Linked DNA regions of Homo sapiens: region 1 is linked to region 2. The links are chromatin contacts, found by Hi-C or POLR2A ChIA-PET in ENCODE. All regions are on one chromosome and are shown on one strand. Each heading gives the region's core, a stretch centred on a gene start or an enhancer-like site at or near the end of the contact. The rest is flanking DNA. Distances are from core to core; before and after follow the strand shown. Region 1 holds the start of H4C1 (H4 clustered histone 1). Region 2 overlaps CARMIL1 (capping protein regulator and myosin 1 linker 1).

Region 1 (6,102 bases), core at 2,731-5,230, 630 kb before region 2:
TACTCTGGTGTACTCTGGCTCAGTTCTTGGACTCCTCTTTTCTTGGCTAACTCAACTGGCCTCACCACTTACATGCTCTGTGCTCTGTCAAATAGTTTGTTCAACAGAACACCACGGCCTAGCTGTAAGTGCCACGTTAACTTCTAGCAATGCCAAAGCCTGTGATAGTGGCAGCTTCGGGCTGTTTCTCATTCCCGGGATGCCTAACCACCTCTCCAAATTCTATCAGTTTGCTTCCACCCACTTCAAGCTTCAGAACGAAACATAGAGCTTAAGAAATATAGGCCCGGCAAGGTGGCTCACGCCTGTAATCCCGGCACTTTGGAAAGCTGAGCCTGGTGGATCACCTGGGGTCAGGGGTTCGAGACCAGCCTGGCCAATATTGTGAAACCCCGTCTCTACTAAAAAAAAAAAAAAAATTAGCTGGGCATGGTTGCGGGCGACTGTAATCCAAGCTACTCGGGAGGGTGAGACAGGAGAATAGCTTGAACTCGGGAGGCAGAAGTTGCAGTGAGTTGAGATCGCGCTATTACACTTAGGCCTGGGAGACAAGAGTGAAACTGTGTCTCTAAATAAGTGTTTGCAATTATAAACCATCTCCCTGACCTTAAATCTCTAGACTCATATACAACTGCATATTTGATGTATCTAATTGAATAATGGGCATCTCGAACTTGTCCAAAATATGTTTATACGTAAACACCAAGTCTGTTCTTCCTCTGATATTTGTCATGTCAATCAATAGAACTCCATTCTTCAAGCAGCTTGGGCCAGGAATTGTGCAATATTGTTTGTCCTGAGCTTCTTACAACTTTCACCCAATGCAGTCAGCTCTGTTGAAAATCAATCAGAATACCTTTCATTGTTTTCTTTGCTGCTTCTCTAGGAGCAAGCTGCCATGGCGGTTTGTCTGAATGACCACAGTGACCCCAAACTGGTCTTTGTTTTCACTTTTAATCCCCCTGTCATACAGTTTTTTCTCTATCCAGCATCAACAGTGATCCTTTTTGAAGGTATTATGTCCACTGTCTGCTGAAAAGATTCCACTGGCTTTCCATCACCTTCATAATAAAAACCAGCATCCTTATCATAGCCTACAAGTAAGATGACCAACCATTACAGTTTGCCTGACTCTCAGGGGTTTCTCAGGGTGTAAGACTTACAGTGCTGAAACTTAGAAAGTTCCAAGCAAACTAGGATGAGCTGCTCAACCTACTAGATCTGTACTCTGGCTACCCTCTGACCTCATTCTCTTCGCAGTTCTTTCTCTTCACTGACCTTGCTGTTTCTGGAATGGACCAAGCATTTCCAGCATCAGCACCTTTATATCTATTCTTTCTCCCTAGAAGGGTCTTGTCCTGGATATCTGAATGGCTCTAGATCTCATTTCATTCAAGCCTCTCCTCAAATACCAACCTTACGAAAGAGACCTCCCATAATCATCCCTTGTAAAATAAGCTTTTCTGCTCATTTAGCATATATATATATAGTTGACTATCCTCAATAGCATATATATATAACATTTCCCCACCTAGAATTATATATGTAATAATATATTTAACAAAAAATACATATAACTAGATATATTTTATTTTGTGTTTGTTCTCTCTCCCCCAACTGGAATATATTTTTTGAAGGTAGGGACTTTGTTTTGTCCCAGAAGTATCCCTAGCACCTTGAACAGGGCTGACGTTTAACAGGTAGTTTATGGAGGTTTGTTGAATGAAAGGATGTGTGAATTTTCTATGTAAGTCTCCAGGCTCTCCACTAAGCCCACCAGAATGCTAACACAATCAATTCCCCATCTCATTCCTTGACCTGCCACTGCCTGAAGCAATCAGCGTGCAGTTTCTCTTTAGAAAATCTGGGGGATAGTCTAGGGGTTGCAAATTAAGCAACATTATCTTTGTTCTGAACAAGGACTGCATGAGTGTTAGGACTGAAGAAGGCCCAAGGTGGTGGTGGGTATGCCTAAGATGAGTATGACATATCAGCAATGCTATGAACATAGCAATGCTATGAAAGGCCAGGCAAAACGTAACAGGAGCTAGTCGTGGCTTATTGTTACAACGACTATACCTCCCATATGGGTAATCGATATCCACACACCCCTCTACATTGACTCTGGAATTCAGGAAAGGGAATTAAAATTTTCTAACTTATGTACCCCAATGATTTCAACAATATCTGGCATATGAGATCAATAAATATCTTTAAAATACCAACTAAGAAAGACATAAAATGACCCACCCTCCATACCAGGCTCATTTTTGCTCCTCTGATTCCTGAAACTATCCAGAATGCAGCTATGAATTCTCTCCATTGTCAGTTTTAAATTAAGCCAAGCTGGGTACTTGTGTAATTCCTCAAGAAATCCTGGATGAAAACTGTCAGGTGGAAAACAGGACCTCAAAATAAAGAGACATCCATCACTGAAGCTAACATCGTGAGGCTGAAATCAGTCCTATAACAATGGTACCAAAAAGAGCACAATGAGAGGCATTTGTGAATATTTACTCAGATGAGAGTAAGATATTTCCCTATCAGCTAACCTGAAGTTCACATCCCTTTTCCAGCTGAGTTCTGAAGCTAGATGTACTTAACTGGAACACATAACTGCATCAGGAACATCCTTTAAAACTATGGCTACCATGGCTTGACTGGACAAACCCCAGGCTTCCAGGTTTAGCACAGGTGGCCCTTCACAGACCAACATTGCCTATGCTACCAACCTCATGTCCTACCACCCTGCTTGCATCATTTCTCTCTCTGCATATATAAAAATATATGTGTATGTATATAATCAGCTTTATTGATATTTAATGTACCACAAAATTTGCCCACTTTAGGTACAGTTCAATGAATTTTACCGTGTTTTCTTAGTTGTACAACCATCATCACAATTTAATTTCGGAATATTTCTATCACCCAAATTTCCATTTCTGCGTAAAGGGGGAAAAAAAAAGGTTAACTGCTGAAGGCCGCGGTAACACTGAAAAAGGTGCCTTTTCTCTCTAAAACAGATTTTAATCTCCCCTGAATTTAGTGTCCTGGGTATTCCAGGAGTCTGAATAGGGTTTCAATTTTCAGGGTCTTTTTAATAGAGTAAAACTGTATTGGTGGCGATAAATTTAGTATTGCTCTCAGTACATGATTGAGGGATACTTAAATGTCTCTGTGATTTTATTTCATAATCGCTAAAAGATGGTTTTTTTTTTTCCTAAAACAGGGTTTTTGTTTTTTCTCAATAAGCTTCTTAGCTTCCCCTCCGGCTCCCTGGCTTGCCTCAGGAAATATTAGCTCATCAGTTCTGATTGGTTGACAGCTACGAATGGCCCTCATTGATTGGGCAGCGCTTCTTTGTCCCTTGGAAACTAATACAAATTTTTAACACTACTTTTTTTCCACTCTTTCTTCAGAGTTGGAATATCGTTGCTCCCCTACCCATATGTAGTGAGTGGAGGGCAAACTTGGAGTTCCCCTAATCTTTCCTTTTTAGGATGTCAGCTCAGTATCATTCATCTTAATTACACATTGAGCTTCTTGACTTAATGGATACAGCTCTTCTTTTGTTTAGTTGGGCGGCCCTGAAAAGGGCCTTTGGTTCAGAAATGCAAGCTGTGGAGAAATCAGCAACCTTAACCGCCAAAGCCATAAAGGGTGCGTCCCTGGCGCTTAAGCGCGTAGACCACGTCCATGGCAGTGACTGTCTTGCGCTTGGCGTGCTCCGTATAGGTGACAGCGTCACGGATCACGTTCTCCAAAAACACCTTGAGCACCCCGCGAGTCTCCTCGTAGATCAGACCAGAGATCCGCTTCACACCGCCACGCCGGGCCAGACGCCGGATGGCCGGCTTGGTGATGCCCTGGATGTTGTCACGCAACACCTTGCGGTGGCGCTTGGCACCCCCCTTACCCAAACCCTTCCCGCCCTTACCACGTCCAGACATGACTTCCCAAGAAGTGAACCAAGAGCAAGTGAGAGAATAGGAAACCGATCTTTATATATCTACGTTACCCCTGCCCCCACCTCCAGCGGACACTGAGACTGAAAAGCGCGCAGGCGGGAAATGTGACGCCTACAGTCCGCTCCTTTAACCCCTCCTCCAAGCCCCAGGAAATGGCGGGAGCAGCGATTGGGGGAGGGTGGGGAGATGAGGGTGGGACCAAGCAGGCTTGACCAATGGCCTTTATTTTCTTAACAGAGCTACAGGCTTTGAGGAACTGGGTTAAGAATTAAATGTAAACCCATTCTGACTCCAGAATTATTTTAAGTCGAACTTTTTTTTTAACCGAATCTCTCTGTCGCCCAGACTGGAGTACATTAGAGCCATCTCGATTCACTGAAACCTCTGCCTCTCAGGTTCAAGTGTTTCTCCTGCCTCAGCCTTCAGAGTGTAGCTGGGATTACAAGCGCTCGCCGTCGCGCCCGGCGTGTTTTTGTATTTTTCGTAGAGACGGGATTCGGCCATGTTGGCCAGGCTGATCCCGAACTCCTGATTTCTGGTAATCCGCCCGCCTCAGCCTCTCAAAGTGCTTGAATTACAGGCGTGAGTCACCGCGACCGGCCGAAATCGATTGGTTTTGAAGCCTTCAGTAGCATTAAAACGAAAAGTGCTCCCAATGCATTCCCTTTTGTCTTAAATTGGTTTCTTACAGCTACTTTACTTGAAAAGGTGGTGGCTCTGAAAAGAGCCTTTGCTTGGACCGTCAGAGAGACCACAGTAATCACGCCCTCTCTCCGCGGATGCGGCGGGCGAGCTGGATGTCCTTGGGCATGATAGTGACGCGCTTGGCGTGGATGGCGCACAGGTTAGTGTCCTCAAATAGCCCTACCAAGTAGGCCTCGCACGCCTCCTGCAGAGCCATCACAGCGGAGCTCTGGAAACGCAGGTCTGTTTTAAAGTCCTGCGCAATCTCGCGCACCAGGCGCTGGAAAGGTAGTTTACGAATAAGCAGTTCAGTGGACTTCTGATAACGGCGGATCTCGCGCAGAGCCACGGTGCCCGGCCGGTAGCGGTGGGGCTTTTTCACGCCGCCGGTGGCCGGAGCGCTTTTGCGGGCTGCCTTAGTGGCCAACTGTTTGCGTGGCGCCTTGCCACCAGTAGACTTCCGAGCAGTTTGCTTAGTGCGAGCCATGACGGAAAAACAGCACAGCGGAACACCCAACACTAGCGCAAATACGCCCATGAGCTGCTCTATTTATAGTGTGTAAAGTGCAGTGATTGGATGATAGAAGACGCTAAATATGACGTTACACACTCTGATTGGTCTATCTTTAAGCCAGCAACAATCGTGCAGTTTCACCGGCTACTATATTCTATTCCAACTCTACAGATGATTATTTAAGTGGTATTTTATTACTACTATTATTTTATTTTACTTTTGCTTTGTTCCCCAAGCTGGTCTTAAACTTGGGCTCAAAGGATCTTCCCGCCTCAGCATCCAGAGTAGCTGGGATTACAGGGGAGCCCCACTGCGCCGGCTTGGACTTTAATTTTTTAAACTTGTCCTCTTCTACATCTGGTTTTCATAACCTGAAGGCTGTGTTTATTTTCCATAAAACAAGGCATTGATTCCAAAGGTATTATAATTCCCCAATTCCGTATAACCTTCAGCTCTTTAGGAAAAAAAAAAAAAAAAAAAAAAAGAGGGAATACTGCTCACCTCCTCTCCGGAAATGTACCCTTTACGGGAATTTCTGAAACCTTTCACAAGAATTGGATTCCTTTGTAATGCTTTAATTGACTTAGGAGTGTTATTGAAATCTACAAAGCATCTCAAACATAGTAGGATTACACTATTACTCAGAAACATTTTCTATGAGACGTCTTTCTCTTGATTATGCTCTTTGAATCCTAAACTTGCAGCGTTCTGCAGCTTTTGTTTTCTAAAGCCTAGGTGTACTCTGCCAGTCACAAAATGGCGTTTCTCCAGCACTGCCGCCAGGTACCACCAGCTGGGAGTTGTTCCTCTTGCGGAGCAGGAGGTGGACTTGGCCCAAGAGAAACTGGATAGTGGTTCGCAAGGAACATAATTTAGCATTGCCAAGAGCTAATGCAATCATTTTGAAAATCTCAAAACACTGAAAAGTGGATTGTG
Region 2 (5,812 bases), core at 1,996-4,495:
AGACCAGCCTGGCCAACATGGTGAAACCCCATCTCTACTAAAAGTACAAAAATTAGCCAGGCTGATTACAGGTGGTGGTGTTCACGCCTGTAATCCCAGCTACTGGGAAGGCTGAGGCAGGAGAATCACTTGAACCCAGGAGGCAGAGGTGACAATGAGCCGAGATCACACCTCTGCACTCCAGCCTGGGCTGACAGAGCGAGACTGTCGCAAAAAAAATAAAAATTTTTTAAAAGCCAAAAAGTGTGACTTTTTAAAGAGTTGCCTAGGTTGTTTTTAAAACATATATAAAAAATCTAGGCGGGATGCAGTGGCTCATGCTTGTAATCCCACCACTTTGGGAGGCTGAGGCAGGCAGATTGCTTGAGCCCAAAAGTTGGAGACCAGCCTGAGCAACATGACAAATCCCCATCTCTACAAAAAAATATAAAAATAGGCTCGCTTGTTGGCATGTGCCTGTAGTTGTAGCTACTTGGGAGGCTGAGGTGGGAGGATCACTTGAGCCCAAGAGGCAGAGGTTGCAATGAGCCAAGACTGTGCTGCTGTACTCCAACCTGGGTGACAGACTGAGACCCTGTCTCAAAAAAAAAAAAAAAAAAATATATATATATATATATATATATATATGTAAATATATATGTGTACCTATATATGTCTAGAAAAAATTATTTTTAAAAAATTACCAGGTAATGTCAATAATAGCCATATTCCAGAGGCTTAAGAGAAACTTGGCAACAAATTTACTAACATATATTAGCAAAATCAATCATTATAGCACCAAATAATGAGATCTCAAAATAGCACATGTGAAAGGGCAGTGAGCTGCCTAATCACAACTAATTTCAGGAAGAAGTTCATGGTGCATCTAGGAAAGCATTATTATTTTTGCAATACTTCACTTTTGCAATGTTTTAAAATCTGTTTGTTTTTTTAAACTAGGCAATTGCCACCAGAAAAATCTTAAACAGATGATTAGTTCATAATGTATAACAATAGAGTAAAATGCTTCCTAGCACATAGTTCAACACCAGTGGCTAGTCTCACACAGAAAATTTTCCTAGGCAGGAAACTCAGTGTCTCCTGATTCTTCATTCCTAAACTGTATTCTGCTGATATTGCATGCCCTCTTGTAATTATCATGAGTCCTACACATACAGAACAAGACAGACAAAATCTTCATTGCTGCGGCCCACACCAACATTAGCTTGCCTTACCCTGCTTAATTGGCTCTGATCACTGGGCAGAAACAACTCATTGCTTTTTCCTTTTCACATGCTGACTCAAGTATTCCTGGCATCATTAGTCATGTTTCATAGTGTCTAGAATAAAAACAAACTGACATCCAATTCCAGCAATTATTCCATTTTACACTTTGGAGAAAAGAAGTGATCGACACCTTCCAATCTGCCTAAAATCTCAAGCAGCTAACACTTTTGCAAAACAATTTGACTATGCCACATGCCTGTATCCCCAGCTTCTTGGGAGGCTGAGGCAGGAGGATAGCTTGAGTCCAGGAGTTCAAGGGCAGCCTGGGCAACACAGCAAGACCCCCCCAAATCTCAAAAAAGAAAACAATACAATATGACTAAAAGAAGATTTAAAGTTATGCAAAACATATAATAGACAGTGTCATAATTTTTAAACCAATGAGAAGCTGAAAGATTCTTTTGAAGTTTGCTTATAGACTCCAATTAAGAAATAGAAGTCCTCCTCATGTCTTCTCAATTAAAACCATTCCATTTTCTACTGGCAGAGCATCTGTGGATGAGACAAGCACAGTGCCAGGCACTTGGAAATGTTTGGTGAGTACTGAACGTAAAACATGGAAATGTGGGTTTCTCTAGTAGTGGAGGCAGGAAATCCCCATCAGTAAGGAGTAAAAGCTAATTCCCCTTAGGGCAGTCATTCCTACTTTCTTGGTAGTGCCTGTTAAGTAGAGGCCAGGTGTGGTGGCTCATGTCTGTAATCTCAGCACTTTTGGAGGCCGACACAGGAAGATCGCTTGAGGCCATGAATTCAAGACCAGCCTGGGCAACAAAAAGAAGCCTCCCTTTTTTGTTACAAAAAAATTGTAAAAATGTGCTGGGTGTGGTGGTCTGTGCCTATAGTCCCAGCTGCTACACTTTGAGAGGCTGGGGTGAAAGGATTGTTTGAGCCCAGGAGTTGCAGGCTGCAGTGAGCTATGATCATGCCATTGCACTCCAGCCTAGATGACAGAGCAACACCCTGTCTCTTAAAATAAAATAAAATAAAAAAAGGCCAGGTGCGGTGGCTTATGCCTGTAATCCCAGCACTTTGGGAGGCCAAGGCAGGTGGATCACAAGGTCAGGAGTTTGAGACCAGCCTGGCCAACATGGTGAAACCCCGTCTCTACTAAAAATACAGAAAAATTAGCCAGGCATGGTGGCGCCTGCCTGTAATCCCAGCTACTCAGGAGGCTGAGGCAGAATTGCTTGAACCCGGGAGGCGGAGGTTGCAGTGAGCTGAGATCGCTCCACTGCACTCCAGCCTGGGCGACAGAGCGAGACTTCATCTCAAACAAAACAAAACAAAAAAAGTAGAGAAATCCACATCTAAAAGACAAAACATAATAAAACTGTTGTGTGTGCTAAATACCTTCATTTCTATCACCTAATAGTAGCTATTTTAACTAAGGCAGACATCACCAAAAAAAATTAGCCTTTCAATACTCTCCAGCCTTTACTCTACTGTTGTAGAGAGAATAATGATGCCAAATCCAACATAACTTGACATCAAGAAACGCTTCTACATCAAATGAGTTTCAAAACATCCAGAACACCTGCAGACACATTGCAGGTGTAATGCTACAATAGTAACATGGTTCAACAAGGTCTGGAGGCCTCAAACAGTGAGGATTTTTACTTCTACTTGCCTATCTGCTCAAGATCTTTTTCTCTTTTTTTCTTATGAACTGTTTCTCTCATCGTTCTGTTCCTTCCTTTTCTTTCTTCCAACAGATACCCAAAATGACAGAGTCCATTTGCCAACTCACAGCTAGAGGCAAAGAAATCATTACCCACTCGGAAAAGGGGCCCATAGTTGCATCTGGTGATTATTCTCTATTTCATACGATGCTTTCCCTGAGGCCTCAGTCTTCTACTGAAAATATTTTAATTGTAATTATAAAGTCATGACCATCCACATGTATAGCTGGTTTGCTTCAATTAGAAGTCACTGCAACCAAAAAACAAAGCACTTTCAGTTCCTCACACTCATTGTGTTTAATGTTTCCATTGGTTGAATCTCATGAATGGCTCACTGAATTGAAGAAATGCCCCCAAGTAGGAATTCTAAATTCTGCATCTTCAAAAGATGGTCTTCAAAATCACAGAAAGAAAAGCTGCTGAATTGCAGAATATATACTGCTATTGAAAAGGTTATAAATCTTTTAACTTAAAGAAGGGTAGAATTCTTCACTTAGAAAATTCAGAACAACTTATGTTAATGTTTCATTTGTCTTGAACTAGAAACTGTGAGCATAGTGTTCAACAGATTCAGCTATTCACTTATTCATTGACTTTTATATCTCTGCATATGCTCTTCAGCCTATTATCTGGGGAACTATCAAAGAAAAGTTGTGGCCCAAATGCTGGATTTGCCTGTTCCTCAGTTCATAACAAGTATTTCTCAAATGTAGACCTATAACTATAAACACTTTTAACTTTCCTTGAACCAGAGCATTTAAAAATGCATATAGTCTGTACATTAAATGTGTTCTTAGTGAAGTAAAAGGTGACATCATAGAGTGTTATCTAGTCTGTTGTGATTTTTTTTTTTTTTTTTTTGGAGACAGAGTCTCACTCTGTCACCCAGGCTGGAGTGCAATGGTGCGATCTCGGCCTCGCAGGTTCAAACGATTCTCCCGCCTCAGGCTCCTAAGTAGCTGAGATTACAGGCACCGGCCATCATGCCTGGCTAATTTTTGTATTTTTGTGGAGATGGGGTTTCACCATGTTGTTGGCCAGGCTGGTCTTGAACTCCTGACCTCAGGTGATACGCCCACCTCAGCCTCCCAAAGTGCTAGGATTACAGGCATGAGCCACCACAGCCGGCCTCATGATGTCTTGTATTATCTAGTACTATCATGATTTTCACCTATTGCTTGTTACTTTCATGCAAATTCTAATTGACTTTCAAAGTAAAATCAATAAAAATGACCAGTGTTTATATGACATTTACTATGTGCTGGACCTTAGTCTTTGCTTATATTAACTCATTTAACCCTCCTGACAACCCTATGAAGTGGGTACAGTTATTTCTTCAACGTCCTGGGCGGTGTTCGTTTTCATTTTAAAGTTCCTACTCCTAAACCATACTAACAAAGTTCAAGTAGCAAGATATCAGATTACAAACAACAAGCCAGGCATGGTGGCTCAGGCCTGTAATCCCAGCACTTTGGGAGGCTGAGGTAGGTGGATCACTTGAGGTCAGCAGTTTCACCAACATGGTGAAACCCCATCTCTACTAAAAACACAAAAAGTTAGCCAGGTGTGGTGGCAGACACCTGTAATCCCAGCTACCTGGAAGGCTGAGGCAGGAGGATCACTTGAATCTGTGAGGTGGAGGTTGCAGTGAGCCAAGATTGAGCCTCTGCACTCCAGCCTGGGCGACAGAGCAAGATTCCGTCCTCACCACCCACCCCACACACACACAAAGATTATAAACAACAAAATTAATTCCATGTCCTTATATCATACCAAGGTAACTGCTTTGACACTGCAAATAACCAGTGTGATTGGTAAAATAATTAAATGTATTATTAAATGTATTAATTCTTGGGCTATTTGCCCACAGCAAATTTCCAAGGTTAATCCTACCCTTCATTGTGCATGAGGCAAATACACTCGGATGTATCCAGACAGCAAGTTAGCTATGGTTGAGAGAAAGCAAGAACTGCAGGCAAGAACAAGCCCAAAAACAATCTGTAACCTGATTTTGAAAACTAAATATTAATTTCATCACCTTCTTTACCAAATCTTCTAACAAGTAGCAAGTCAGACTGAAGTTTCTCTCTCTTCCTTCCTCTCCATTCTTTGAGGTGCTAATGAGCAGAAAATGAGAGTCTAAGGCTCAGAATAATCTACAGACTGGAATAATGAGTCTTGGAAAAATTCAAGAGCTGAAAGTGAAGCCTTACTAATTTGCACCATGAAAGAGGCCATTTTTTATGTTAGTGCTGACTGATCCAAATCCAAAATAAAAATACCACCAAATCAATATATAACTCTAGAAAACATGTATTCAAAAGTTTGTCATGATCAAAGCGAACACTGTGATTTATTTGGTATCTATTTATCCCAAAAAAGCTACTACTATTTATCTCTTCTGTTTATCTATGTGAAAATAAATTCCAAATGACTATAACAGGGCATGGTCCATAGTAAGTGCTCAATAAATGTTTACTAAATGAAATGCATGAACGAATCATTAGGCCCCTCAGCATTCTCACTTATCTACTCTGTCTCCAGTCCTCACTCCCTGAAAACCACATTGCACAGAGCCACCAGAGGGATTCTTCTAGAACACAAATATAATCATGCCACTCAACTGTTCGAATCCCGTTCATAGACTTCCCCACACCTCACCAGCAAACTGAAGTTCAAACTCTGTCACAGAGCACCTTTGTTACATCTCCAGCCCATTCTCTCACCACTCTTGGCCTTGGATATATGGCAATAATAGTGAAATTCCCCTTGCCTACATGGTGTTCCCTCCTCCCTTCTGTGAACTGGATGCCTTAGATAACGGTTCTCCTGATAAGTTGTACATAACTTTATAGCTGCACTTAGCT

The links. A loop is a pair of places that touch in the nucleus more often than their neighbours do. ChIA-PET counts read pairs that join two places held with the same protein, here RNA polymerase II (POLR2A). Pooled maps may share reads with other maps.
Region 1: a loop to region 2 is called in a map of OCI-LY7, with 6 times the contacts of the local background. The contact joins the promoter of H4C1 here to the enhancer-like site in region 2. A Hi-C loop is called at or near these places in 2 of 168 maps with a recorded cell type or tissue (OCI-LY7 and Ramos) and 1 of 50 pooled maps. POLR2A ChIA-PET finds 5 or more read pairs at or near these places in 4 of 52 experiments (HEK293, OCI-LY7 and activated naive CD4-positive, alpha-beta T cell).

The regions. Positions count from the first base shown.
Region 1 is chr6:26,019,527-26,025,628 of GRCh38, reverse strand. It overlaps H4C1 (H4 clustered histone 1), which reads right to left and starts at 3,980. Exons shown (of 1, transcript NM_003538.4): 1 at 3,579-3,980. The coding sequence starts at 3,950. The coding sequence ends at 3,639. H3C1 (H3 clustered histone 1) reads right to left here and starts at 5,178. Exons shown (of 1, transcript NM_003529.3): 1 at 4,671-5,178. The coding sequence starts at 5,139. The coding sequence ends at 4,729. RefSeq lists enhancers at 3,386-3,615, 3,766-3,995, 3,217-4,032, 4,336-4,385, 4,416-4,515 and 2 more.
Region 2 is chr6:25,385,109-25,390,920 of GRCh38, reverse strand. All of the region lies in intron 2 of CARMIL1 (capping protein regulator and myosin 1 linker 1), which reads right to left. The region is part of intron 1 of LOC124901281 (a long non-coding RNA gene); the gene reads left to right. Among named protein-coding and RNA genes, the nearest start is that of CARMIL1, 110 kb to the right of the region's middle. Within about 2 kb of position 3,245, at least 2 of the 41 ENCODE cell types and tissues checked have a DNase peak (open chromatin) inside an H3K27ac peak, as active enhancers do; they include OCI-LY7, where a contact is called at or near this core.